Regions from separate parts of the Homo sapiens genome. Here region 2 is linked to region 1. The links are chromatin contacts, found by Hi-C or POLR2A ChIA-PET in ENCODE. All regions are on one chromosome and are shown on one strand. Each heading gives the region's core, a stretch centred on a gene start or an enhancer-like site at or near the end of the contact. The rest is flanking DNA. Distances are from core to core; before and after follow the strand shown.

Region 1 (6,818 bases), core at 3,108-5,607:
CTCTCCTGAGTGAGATTAATGTCCTTATAAAAGAGACCCCATAGAGCTCTCTTGTTCTCTTTCCACCATGTGAGGATATAAGAAGGCAGCAGTCTGCAACCCAGAGAGGGCCTCTGCCAGAACTCAACCATGCTGGCATCCTGATCTCAGACTTCCAGCCTCCAGAGCCGCGAGAAATAAATTTCTGTTGTTTATAAGCCACCCAGCCTATGTTACTTTGTTATAGAAGCCTGACCTAAAGTAGGAAGCATTTCCTAAACACACTTGATGAGAAGAATTTCCTGGGGTGCTTGTTAAATGTGAATATTCCTAGACCCTTTCCCTGGAGATTCTGATTCATGAGTTCTGGGGTGGGGAACTGTAGTCAGTGTATTAACAAGTCTTACAGTCAAGCAAGTTTAGGAAATTTAGAATGCATCAGATTTAGTTGAGGAGGTTATAAGAGGTGCAGATTTCCGAAGGCCACCTAGAATCAGATGCAGCTGGCCTAGGCTGAGGCCTAGGAATCTTCATTCTCAACAATTCCCCTGTAGTCTTCAGGTAGATCTGATGTGGGTGGTTCTCATGTTCGCTTTTACCAATGTGGCCTTGAAGAGAACTGCTGTTTATTAAGGGCTTACTAGCAGCCTGATCCAATCCAAGATGTTCTAAACCTCTGAGTGCACTTGCTGTCTGTTTGAATCTTCTGCCCTCCCAAGCATATCCAGGGCTCCTGACACTCTTTGATGCCCAGCTGGGGTTGGGGACTCTGACAACCATGTTCACAGCTTCTCCTGTCTTCCTGTCTTTACACATTGCCAAGGTCCCTGCAGTGCTTGTGACCAAACCTGCCAACATCATGTATCTCTGCTTTCCAGACAGTTGAGGCAAAAAGGAAATTATGTGGGTATATAGATCTAGTTTGGAAAATGATAGCATGTAGATTCTCTAGAAGTAAGCTCTGTTCCCCTCTAATATTAAATTCAAAGAGTAAATTCATCACATGGATTCATGTTTTTTAAGTTATTTATTTTTAGAGATGGGGTCTTGCTGTGTTGCCCAGGCTGATGTTGAACTCTGGCCTCCAGTGATCCTTCCCTCTCATCCTTCCAAGTACCTGGGATTATAGGCGTGAGCTACCCCACTTAGCTGGATTTGTTTTTTAAAGGACAATGGTAATATAATGCCTTCAAGACTGGTTTTCCAGAAGATGCAGAAACATATATAATGGGTTTTGTACATCAATCCTTGATAAAGGGTGGTAGTATAATAGTGCAGCTCAAGAAATCATACAGTTAACATACATGAGGCCACACATACCAGCTAACCCAATTCTAAATGGACTTAAAGGAATTTATTGGCTCAAGAAATTGAAAAGGTCAACATTCTAGGAAGCCTCAGAGTGCTTTGATCAGCTCCCCAGCTCTGTTTCTTTGAGATTATTTTTCCTTTGCCTTCTTTTGGTGGTTGGTTTCATCCTCAGTTTGGATTCTCTCAGAGCGGGAAGTGGCTGCAGCAGCTCCAGGCTTTTTATGGGCAAACCATGCCTTCCTAGAGGAAGAGAGAATTGCTTTTCCCTCAACCACTAAACAAAATCCTGGACATCCCTAGGATTAATTTAGCATGGGTTACACGCCCCTTCCCGAACCAATAATTAAACTGACCAGCACAGGACCATTGGGATCCACCCTGCAGATGGGACACCAAGATACCCGATCTCCATGATTGAAAGTGATGGGATGGGAGGGAGGCTTTGGGAAAATTGACAAGGTCCATTACAAAAGCAATATATTTTATTCTATGACATAAATAAGACATTCTATTCCAGATGTATTGCTTTCTAGTTTACTACTTTAATAGAGGATGAGGAGGGATATCTTTGAGTGGGGTCAAAATTATCTCCCTAAACAGTTGAACTAACAGTAGGCTTAAGCCTAACATTTTATGCCACTTAGCATGTCCAGTCAGTCAATTACAACAGAATGACTGATTGAACCAATTGTGTATAGAGCTTGCCTTCCTGACTCTTTCGGGCCTCACGATAGTTGCTATTATCTATTAATATTATGCTAGTTATTCTCCACAATTTATTCTATTGACCTCTGACAAGGTAGATACATCGACTGAGGAAGTACAGGCGTCTCACAGGAGTTAAGTAACTTGCCTACAGTGACACAGCTAGGGAAAGGCTGAGCAAGCCTGGACTGGGACCCAGGTGCTCCTGCTTCCAAGAAAAAGATGCCCATCCTCTTCCCTCTTTGTGCAGGTGCTGCCTCTTAGGGAGCTGTGAAACAGGATTCAGGAAGAATACTAATCCTGAGTACCACCTAATCTCTTATTTCCTTGTTTCTGAAGCAGAAATGAGAAAACCCACCAGTTTCTTAGAGATTCAACAAATGGCGAGTGATATTTAAACATCTACAATTAAGAAATATTTCTATAGCAATAATAAAAATATTAAAATGTTGAGCAGCACCAAACTTAACAGCCAAAGTCTCGGAGACCAGGGAGGGTATCTCTAGAGCTATAGAAGGCACTGTTGATGGGCTATCTCTCCACATCATCTTCAGAGGACAAAGATACAGAAGCATCACCCACTGATGAGGTATGAATACAACTTTATGTAACTTTTTTAAACTTAGGGAGTGGGCAACACTGACTAAAGAAATGGTCAAGAAATAATAGCAGCTAACAGGTTTATATAATTAGCAAAAGCAAGGGTGCTAGTTATACACTAACAAGTTTAATGTGAAACCCTAGGGTTTCACATTAAGAGAATCCCACTGAACTGCCCCCTTTCAGTAGAAAAATCTTGCCTGCTGAGTGGTCATAACTTCTCTTCCAGGGGAATCTGTCCTCACTCTTTACCCCTCATCTTTACATTTCCTAGATCATGGTCTAGAAAATGTGATGAGGCAATTTAACCTAATGGATTTGCAACTAATAATATTAATGGCTTTCAGTAGAGTGATTGGTGGGTGGGGGAAAGCCTAATTCTCATCATCTTTTGAATGTGATATCTGCTTTGAGATAACTTCAGAGTTTTAAAAAAAGCCTGCTTTATTTGTTTATTGAAGACTTTCCTTGTCAAAAGCTTCTCTACTCAATGAATATAATATTTTGGGGGAAGTGGGAGAGAAATGAGATGTTATTCTGGCCTTTCAGTTTTCCAGAATACCTGGCATAGTTAAGGAAGAATGAGAGGAAGGGCTTCAGAACATCCGGGCACCTTCCAGAGATGGGAACCAAACTGTAGGTGGGCTGAGTGACTACTAATTGCCACAAGGCTAGAGAGAAGAGGCACTTTCAGCCTTCTTCAATAAGTTATCTAATCTGTGAAATATTTTCCCAGCAACCACAAGACTGATAAAGTAAATTAGTTAATATGTTGTCATTAGGCTGAGACATGGGACAGCCAGGAAGGTGGGGATAGGGCAGAGTGCAGAGGTAACGCGCTTTCAATGAGCTGATCGAAAAGAGCCTGGATTTCAGAACGTTGAATCCTAGGAGCTGGATTGGCTGAGAGTGGAGGGGTCGTATCTGTGGACCTGGTGCAAATGTGAAGACACAGCATCAACATACTTAGATGACTTCATGTCATATGTCTGTTGTTTAATTTTTCTGAAGTAAAAGTGTTGCACTTAAACTTGAAGACAGTAGGGGCCAAATTGGCTGGAACTTGCAGGGCTTCAAAGGATAATGTTAAGAACTTGGCATTATTTGAAAATGCTTACAAAGGCCCTAGGGCTTTTTTAGGACATTAAAAAAACCCGTAAAACAAAAACAAAGGCCAACTTTAACATATATATGTTAAACATATATATTAAGCATATGTATATTAAACATATATAGTTATATAATATGTATGTATTATCTATGTTAAACATATATGTTAAGCATATACAATACATATATATGTATTATATAATACTTTAACATGTCAAGCATATATAATGTATAATATGTATTATACATTATATATGTTAAAAGTTGGCCTTTGTTTTTGTTTTATGGTTTTTTAATATATATGTTTATGGTGTGTATATATATGTTTATGTATATATATGTTTATGTATATATATGTTTATGTACATATAATGTATATATATGTTTATGTTTTTATATACATATATGTGAATTGTTAATTTGGCCTGAGATGCAGATATTGTTAAGCTTCAAAAGAACAACCAAACCCCAAGCTAAGTTCCTTAGGTCTTTCATTTTCCCTAGAAAAAAAAGGCACAGTCTTCAGTTTAGGACTGGGAATATTCACCTCACCCTTCGGATTAAGCTGGAGTCAGCCAGAAAGGAAAGGTGTGACTCAGTGATTTGGTGACTCAAAGAGAAGTTGTGCTTGCCATCTGGCGCTCCGAGGGGAGGTGAGGCCTCTGTCCACACCCTGCTCGTCACTGGCCACTCCTCAGCCACAGCCTCTTGTCCACTCAGACAGGCTCTCAGACTGTGCTTCATGTCCATGCCAAAGCATGGCTTGTGACATTTTATCTTCTGACATTTGATTTTGTCCCTTGTGAAGGGGATAGGTATGATTTTGAAGAATTAGTTTCACCATTCCCAGTTGCCTTTTTGGAGTGGAAAGAATTGAAAGTACAGACAGTCTGGTACTATTAACTTGAAGACACGACTTAGGCTCAGAAAGATTTGGCTTAATTCATGGCTTATTAGCTGTGTGACCTCAGGCAAACCACTTAACGTCTCTGTGTCACAGGTCCCTGTGTATAAAATTAGAGGTTTGCACCAGACGGATTCTAAGTTCCCCTCTGGCTCTAAAGATCCCGAGCCAAACCCAACAGGAGATATATTTTATTTTTATTTATTTATTTAGTTTGAGATGGAGTTTCGCTCTTGTTGCTCAGGCTGGAGTGCAATGGCATGATCTCGGCTCACTGCAACCTCTGCCTCCTGGGTTCAAGTGCTTCTCCTGCCTCAGTCTCCTGAGTAGCTGGGACTACAGACACGTACCACCTGGCTAATTTTTGTATTTTTGGTAGAGATGGGGTTTTGCCATGTTGTCCAGCTGGTCTCGAACTCCTGACCTCAGGGGATCTGCCTGCCGCGGCCTCCCAAAGTGCTGGGATTACAGGCATGAGCCACCATGCCTGGCCCCATAGGAGATACATTTTAGACCAACGGAGTCCTGCCCATTCCTGCCTTAATGGAAGACCCAGTTTTGCATCCTTAAGAGTAGCGAACAGTACCTGTGCAGGAGACAAAGGCTGGGGAAGGAAGGGATTCTAGTCTTCACTCTTGAAGAACATGAGGAACTTGTTAGAAAAGATGAGTTTTATACACCTTAATTTTTCTGGATTCCCAGGAACACTACATTTTTGACTGATCTTTGTACCTTCACTTTTTTTCACAGAATCAATAACCTTGTCCCTCTCCCTCTAGCAATCCCACATAGAAATCCACTCCTAAAAGCTCACACATGGAGTGATTTCTAATCTCATTTCCTATATACTAAGTCTCATTTTTCAAATACACCCTCCCAAATCCCTTTGGTTCCTCTCTGGCCCCTCGACCAACATTGTAATGGTTGGAAGTCACAGACAAGCCTATTTTCTCTCTTCCATTCCTATGATCAGCCTCCCAACTACTCACTCGGTGATTAAAAGCGAGTTAAAATTTGGATCTAAGAATCAGCTAACATTGCTTGAACATGTATGCACTTCTAATTACACACGTTTTGCTTTTTATTTGGCCTTGATTGACTGACACCTGAATCATTTCGCTTCCCAGGGATCTCTGTCTTCCCTGCCCAAGTAGGGAATGCAACCACATTTATATGAGCTTTAGATGCCTCTACATAAACTCGGGTTTCTATATGGGATGCAGTGTTTGGAGAAGTTAAAGGCCATCTCAGTTGTCGTCGTCGGGTTGTTGTTGTTTTTAATGTAAATCATCCATAGAACCTTGAGAGCAATTTCAGATACCGTACAGTTTCACCAAGTCCTTACCAGTATTTGTGTCTATGTGGGACACTGTGCTCCAGGAGCATTTGTTCTGAATGACTGGGATTTCTGAAAGCAGATGCCATTGTAAAAATGTGGCTCAGGATAGCTCTACTTATTTATCAATGCTTTCATGCAAAACAAATAAATCAGTTAAAGACAGCATGCTTTGGGCTTCTGATTAGATCACAGAAGTATAAATATCACAGGACTTTTATGTGTTTGCATGATGTGAACCAGCAAAGTTCTTTCCTCTGATCCTTCATTTTTAATGTAAGCCTGTTTAGAGAGGCATGCTATTTCTCGCCACTGTTCTTGCTCAATATACTGCTCTCTGGTTTGCATTATTTGAATAAGTAGGAGGTTTACAGATCAAATAAAAATAAAAATAAAAAACCCCATCAACCTTTGACAATTCTGCTCTTCATCGTTGACGGCAAGGAATGCCTGTTTTCAACCGGGCTTCAGGAATGGGTAGTGTGGAGGAATTTTTCGGACAGTATAAACTCAGCCCACCAGCTTCCCTTTCCAGGATTCAGACCACTTCACAGTCTAGCAAGCTCTTCTTTAATAATGGAAGTGTGAGACTCCCAGGTCGGATTTAAGCATTTAAAAAATATAATGGTTTGCATACTGTGCAGTGATTTGTAAAATGTGAATGCCTACAAAAGCCGTGGTTACCCAGCATAACATTATCTTATTTTTAGTTATACAACCAGTAAAACAGCTGGAGGTCTAAAATCATGGCCTAGCACTAAATGCATTACTACATTTTATCCATGCAGTAAGGGCCTGTCCTTTTTGCTAGACGATAGGAGAAAGTGGAGTGATTACTGGCAAATTAACACTTCCAATTTTAATAGGGAAGCA
Region 2 (6,818 bases), core at 3,996-6,495, 170 kb before region 1:
TGAGGAACCACACAAAGTAGTTGCGAGTTCTACCCCAGAACAATGGTTTCTGGAGCTCCCTCAAACAATGCCTGCATTACCATTTCCACCAACACAGATAAATCAGACGAATGTCACCATTAACAATATCTTCCTCTCGACGACAGTAAACTGTCTCAATTGCTAAAAGATCTACTTCCATCGCTGAGTCTGGCGTGGAGATTTCTCCCTGTCCTGGGAATGATGTTAAATGCAACCAAAAGAGCTCATTAAATGTCCTCAAAATGTAAAAGGAAGTGTAAAAGACACACTAAGATCATTTTAACCGGATTTTATAAGCACAAGTGAAACCTAAAAGTTATGTGTACACCCTATCCTGATTAAAGAAAAACTAAGTAGCAAATCCAAGCAGAGGGACATTAAAATGCAGCCTTCTTCTTACTAGGGGTGCTAAGTGGTGACCTCATAAATCATTAGCTAGGTTCCCAACGCCTATCAGAACCTGCTACACTCCATATTAAATTAAATGTTTCGAGACTATTGGGTAATACATTATTTGAGTTCTAATTTAGTTATCAATAAATGCAGTTTAAAATGATTTCTAAATAAGCATGGCATTAGCACATTTACTATTTACAATGCAAACCAGGCTATTGATAATTTGAAAATACTTTCTGGAATTAAACTTAAACCAGTACCTCTGCTTCAATTCTATATATTTATGGTTTCCTCACAACCCTCCTGAAATGGAATTAGAGCAAGCCAATAATTTTATTAAAGCTGTAAAGGCTTCTGTTAAAGCTGCTTTTCTTTGGAGAGGAAATGTATCTGGATGTGATTTTTACTAAAATGCTATTTCAAATTACTGCATCAAATATTGCAGCAGTATGTCCGTTGACAGTTTAATGATTACTACATTAGATTGTAAGGAAAATGGTCAGATGAACTTACCTCCTTGCTTGGTGAATTTAAAACATTATTTAAGTTCCGTAGGAAAATAGAAAATTTATTACATCTCTCATTTGGCCCAGTTAGTCACTGAAATTTGTTGGTTATGTTTAGCAGCCCTTGCATGGAAGGCAGGAAAGTGGGCACTTGATCCAGTATAAGGTTTAGTGAGCACTGTATGTCTGTATATGTGTGTTCATACTTACATGTTTTTAGAAACTGATACTTAACAGTGCATTTTTTTGGAAGTGAGAGGAGCACTAATTTATATAAGAGCAATTTAAACATGAACTGGGAGTTATGATTATTTTAGTTCCCTTTCCCAAAGCACTCTGAATCTTTTCCTTGCTTGTTCTTTGAAAATATTTGAATTGCAAAATAATGTTGCAAGCTTTTGGAACTACTGTGAATGAGAATTGCTCTACTTTGCAAAAATTTCAAGGTGAATTCTTAACACCTGTATACTCACTCTTTGTGGCAAAATTGGTCAGTAGGAGAAACTAACTAAAAGATTAAACAAAAACAAGGAAACCCAGTTGCTGTTTTTCCCTCTCCCTCCCCCATCTTTTAAGAAAAAAATTCTTTCAAAGGAATTTGGGTCAAGAAAAAGGTTGTTTTCAATTTTTTCCCATTGCTGCAACAGTTAACCTTTAGTAAGTATAACTGCTAAATATTTAAGAAAATCAAATCGATGGTGAAAATTATTTAATCATTAATATCTCAGTGGGGTTTTAAACTTAACAGTCTTCCCTGTATGGACAAGGTCTAGAAATAACACAAATAAAAGTATTATGCCACACTACATTTACTTTATGGGTTTAGGGTGCATGCATAAAGGGATCATATTTCCCCATATAGTTAAAACACAAGAACTGCAGCAGTAGTCATTTCTGAACATTTCTCAATTTAATTATACTTAAATCCAGAAGCACTTTAGGCAAGTTACAAATGAGAGCATTGAGTATAATAAAACCTGTAATAAAGCAACTTAGTACCATCCACCCGGAATCATTGCGATCAGGCACAATTAACAGGAGCATAAATCCAAGACAGAATGGAAAATGTTCGAATCAGTATTATTGTTGGACAAAGACTAGAGAAGGAAGCAATAGTTTTTTAAATGGTAATGCCTGTGTTTGGTAATGATTGCAAAATCTTCTATCTCAGCAGCCCTGGTGCTAATTTGTAAACACAGCCAGACATTATATTGCCTGTCAGTTTCTGCATTAGAAAACATGACTTCATTTTACTTTCTAATCACGTTTTGACTCTAGTGCGCACACGTATACCCATCCATCTGTAAAAAAAAAAAAAAAAAAGAAAAGAAAAAGAAAAACACCCCACACTAACAACAAACCTGCTGTTGGACAACAGGAAAGCAAGCTCAAAGGTTTTTTGGTTTTGGTCATTTTCATATTCCTATCATACCCAGGCTTAGGCAGTAGTCTTTCTAAAAATTTATGTGGAGTTTTCCATAAAGGTGTGTGTGTTTGCTCTTTATTATACTACCTAAACCTTTTCTTTTCCAACACTCTCCTGTTACTCCCGCCCCTGTCATTTCTATTGTGTTTCCCTGGCTTTCGCTGCCTGAACACTGGAATTGCTAAAGTCAGAAGCCGCTGAGGCGCCAATCTAAAGCTAGGTACATTTCTAAATGTTGAACTGACTGAGAATGATTAGGTGCTCCAACACTTGATTTAATTTCCAAAGAAAGTTTTATTCCCCATCTCCACCCCTTTTAAACATGGATTATTTGCTGGAGGAGGAGAAATTGGCCATGGGTGTGCAGTGAAACCTCTTGAGTTGCAAAGCCCCAAATTCCAATAAGCCAAGATGAGATGTTTATATATAAATGTCATTATACGGGAGGGGGAATTTTGATTCTACACCTTCCCCTCCTCCCATCTTGCAGGGAATATTCATTTCCTTTTGTTTTGATGATACACTTACATCCATGTGTATCCTTTTGTTGCAGCATGTAGAAGACCCGGGTATTAACATCCCAGATCAAACTGTAATTAAGAAAGGTAAGCCATTTCCTTCTGCATTCCAAGCATGTCCTTACAGGCAGAGTGCTATTTAAAAGAACTTGCAGAGATGTGTTTATTTTTTCCAAATAGGATTTCCTAAAGGCTCAGAATTAGCAAATAGATAGGCACAGAACAGCAATGCTTAAATAATCAGCCTTCAGTATGTTGGTAATGCCAACAGGCTAGCTTTGTTCTGACTCATGATTTGACCATTTAATTTAGTTTAATGATATTTGGACAAACACACAAAATGTACAGTAGTTGAACTGATTTGGAAGTGGCATTTCAATTTTGAAACAGTTTGATAGTTTAATCCATTGCCTGGATGAAGGTTAAGAAGTGTATAATGCTAAAATAGTACAAATAATTTAACATTAATGTAAGAACAGATGATAAGAAGCACTCTTTAGTAGAGGAAAAAAACATTCATGTTCTTCAATTTAGTTTCTTGTTAGCTGTTTAAGGGTCTTAGAACTTTGTGAATTAGGTTAACAAAATTTTAGCTTTTGGTTAAAATTAGTATCTTGAAGATGGGAGGAATATTAGCATACTTGTTCAGAGGAGAAATTGTTAGAAAAGTGTCAAGTGATTTGCATGGATTTGTAATCTGTATTGTGTTTAGTGAGTAGAAATAAAGTTTACTGAATTAAATGCTATTCACTCTTGGTAGCAGCTTTTTTTTTGGTTATGGTGGCAATGTTACATTTCAGGATTCTAGGCACCACCAGAGGACGATGCTATATAAAACTGTTCTCATTTCTAACCCCAATCAGTATATTGTTAGCTAGTTTAAAGTTTCATTTTTGCATCTGTGAAGTCTTTGTCACGTCAAATTAGATGTGCAAGGGATAAATCTTAAGAGATGCTCTTTCCAAGTCGACATGATAATTGGCTCTTTTATTAGTAATCTCTCAAGAGTTCGTTTAACTCCTATTGTCTCTATTAGCCTCCCCAGAGCTATTAATGTCACAAGTGATCTATCCAAAACCTAGAGCCCCCCACCTCCCTATACCTCTAGCATATCCCCATTAAAGAACGCATAAGGAACACTGTGATGAGATTGTGTGCATATGATGTCTCCAAATGGAATTTTAAAATACAATGCATACTGTACTTAAATGGTTGTGAATGCATCTGAATTACACTGGTGCTGAGAAACGTAATGCATTAGTATACTTTCTGCAGGTCTTCTATTTTTTTTTTTTCTAACAGTGGTGAGTCCAGCAATAAAGAGCTTATGGTTTTAACTAGGAAGTATATATACCCACTTTCCCAATAAAGGCGCTTTAGCAGAGGACTGTTAAGTATTTACTTAACAAAAGGGCACATTGCTAGTATTCCACTGTAGGCCTGTTCTTCCCTCCCCACTCCGCAGTTCAAAACTGGCCTTGGAATGGATCTCCAAAACTGAGACGTTTTCAAAATTGAACATAGGAAAGGGCCTATTTATCAAAAAGACGGGACGTGTGGTGTGGACAACAAAATCCACCACTTCCCAGCGTGGTGCCTCAATTAAAACGCTCGTTTACAGGGTGCTTTAGCCATCTAAATTGTCGGCTGATTTTAATAATGGGTCTTTGAAGCAGTTTTTCCCCGACACTAAAACCCCACCCAGCAAAACCCCTGAAGTACAAGTAACTTGCTCTCGGTTTGCAAATGTAATTCCCTCCCCTGCACCCTGAACCCGTGGTCCTGGACCTCATCTGGGGCCCACTCCGCTCGGATGCTCAGCGCCTCAGGGGTCACCAATTTCACCACCCATCTCTAGAGAGCACCCTTGACGGCGAAGGGGAAAGGGTCAAGGCAGAAACGCAGGCCAGGCTGGCTGGGGGAGGGCAGGGCCGCCTCCCGGCCGCCGGGTGAGGTAGGGAAGGGCTCGAGCCCGAGGAAGGGAAGTAGCAGAGCCACAGAATTTCAGAGCCGGACGGAAAAGCGGGGACTGTGGCCCAAAGCCTGGGATCCGGCCCTGGCCGGGATGAGGGCCGGGGTCGGGCAGGATTTGGGGGTGATCCACGACGCCCAACACGCGGCCTCCCCTCTGTCTCCGCAGGCCCCGTGTCCCTGTCCAAGTCCAACAGCAATGCCGTCTCCGCCATCCCTATTAACAAGGACAACCTCTTCGGCGGCGTGGTGAACCCCAACGAAGTCTTCTGTTCAGTTCCGGGTCGCCTCTCGCTCCTCAGCTCCACCTCGAAGTACAAGGTCACGGTGGCGGAAGTGCAGCGGCGGCTCTCACCACCCGAGTGTCTCAACGCGTCGCTGCTGGGCGGAGTGCTCCGGAGGTGAGGCCCGGCACGGCCCCGCCCGCCCCGCCCCGCGGCCGGGGGAACCACTGCGCTTGCGCCGGGGCGGTGGCGGCGACGCAAACAGGCCTCGCGCCGCGGCCCTCCCTACGCGGGAAAGGAAAGGGGGCGGGGAGAAGAGCGTAGAGCCAAGTGGGCGGGATCTGGGGGCGGGGGAGCGGGCGATGCGGCGCGCGCCTGCGCTCTCCGCTGCTTTCCCGCGAGCGAGTTCTGGTGCGCGCTTCGTTCGCTGCCGCGCGCTCGCGGAGTCCTCCGCTCCGCCCTCCTCCTCGCGCAAGCGCAGCTCGCTCCGCCGCGGGCTCAATCCCGGCCACTGCAGCCGCGGGGCGCCGTACAGCCACCTTTTCCCTCTTCGCGCACACCTTGCAAGCCCAGGAAAAGTTCCTCTCAGGCTCCTCGCTTTGCCTTACCTCTCTGAGTAGGGTCTCCGAGGGTAACCGGTCGTGCCTTGTATAGGGTTTTAATAGAATGGCTTTTAACTAAAGGAAGAGAATGGTTGTCCTCTTGAGTCCGCACGCCATGCTTTCCGGTCGCTGTCATCTCCAGACCCCCATACTATAGGCGTTTGCATATGATGATGATTCCCAATTTACTGAGGCCCTGATGTGTGCCAGGCTGCGTGCGAGCATGTTTACGTGCATTGTGTGTAGTCACTACCAAGGAATGCATCTGTTACATACATAGCCAGGGATTCTTACCTCACCCCTGCGAGGTTTGAGTGATTCATTTAGTAGATAAGATTTTATAAGGGTCAGCAAGGTAAAGCACCTTCCCTTAGGGCAGTTTTCTCCCTGCTGTGGGCTTCCTACCCCTAGGATTCCACTGCACGTTGTGAGTTGTGGGGCTTGTGTTGAACTTACCCGGATAATGTTTCTTCTCTTCTTTAATAATACTGAGAACTTCATTGTTTTGACTGTTATTCATTTACTTATGTGTTGATAGACCCACAGTTCCTTTCTAGTGGCTATATCCCGCACAAAGCCTATAAAGATCATTTTTTGGAAGGGTTTAACATCAACCATTCTAGTCTTTTCTTCCTCCTGCACAGTCATTTTGCTTTCCCTTTGTAGTCTTTCACTGACACAGATCTTTTCCTTGCCCTCTGCTTTTTCCTTCCCTTCCCCCATCCCCAATATTGGAGACTGTTTACCTAGGGGAGTATAATCTAATCCACACAATTAAAGAGCACTTGAGTAGGGAATAAAATCTGAAATTAATTAATTTGCTGTTTTATTTAAACAATTTATCTTAACCACTTTCTGATTATGGGATTCTATTTAGACATCTGTTTAGAACTGCCTCCATTGTCTCTGAAATCAGTGAAACTTTTAGGGCTGATATCAGCTTTTGACATTTCCAGTTAGGCTGGTGACATGGCACGTAAACAGTTGGCGAAACGAATTTCCCTTTGGGGCTAGAGCCAGAGCAAGAAACGTGAGAGTGATGATAACTTTGGTTACTCGGAACAACCTAACAGCATATCTTGCAAAGACAGTTTTAAAGACCCCATTGGGATTGGTGTGATTGTAACAGCAGAGAAAATATACAGGAATCAGTT

Evidence for each region. A loop is a pair of places that touch in the nucleus more often than their neighbours do. ChIA-PET counts read pairs that join two places held with the same protein, here RNA polymerase II (POLR2A). Pooled maps may share reads with other maps.
Region 2: a loop to region 1 is called in a map of MCF 10A, with 4 times the contacts of the local background. The contact joins the promoter of TFAP2A-AS2 here to the enhancer-like site in region 1. A Hi-C loop is called at or near these places in 5 of 168 maps with a recorded cell type or tissue (A673, MCF 10A, PC-9 and 2 more) and 2 of 50 pooled maps. POLR2A ChIA-PET finds 5 or more read pairs at or near these places in 4 of 52 experiments (A549, A673, BJ and 1 more).

What each region holds. Positions count from the first base shown.
Region 1 is chr6:10,235,375-10,242,192 of GRCh38, reverse strand. No RefSeq gene overlaps it. Among named protein-coding and RNA genes, the nearest start is that of TFAP2A-AS2, 170 kb to the left of the region's middle. Within about 2 kb of position 4,357, at least 3 of the 41 ENCODE cell types and tissues checked have a DNase peak (open chromatin) inside an H3K27ac peak, as active enhancers do; they include mammary epithelial cell, where a contact is called at or near this core.
Region 2 is chr6:10,402,929-10,409,746 of GRCh38, reverse strand. It overlaps TFAP2A-AS2 (TFAP2A antisense RNA 2), which reads right to left and starts at 5,245. Exons shown (of 1, transcript NR_145448.1): 1 at 1,820-5,245. TFAP2A (transcription factor AP-2 alpha) reads left to right here. Exons shown (of 7, transcript NM_001372066.1): 3 at 2,903-2,954; 4 at 5,008-5,239. RefSeq lists enhancers at 4,964-5,073, 4,884-5,501, 5,297-5,591, 5,504-6,703 and a silencer at 5,204-5,583.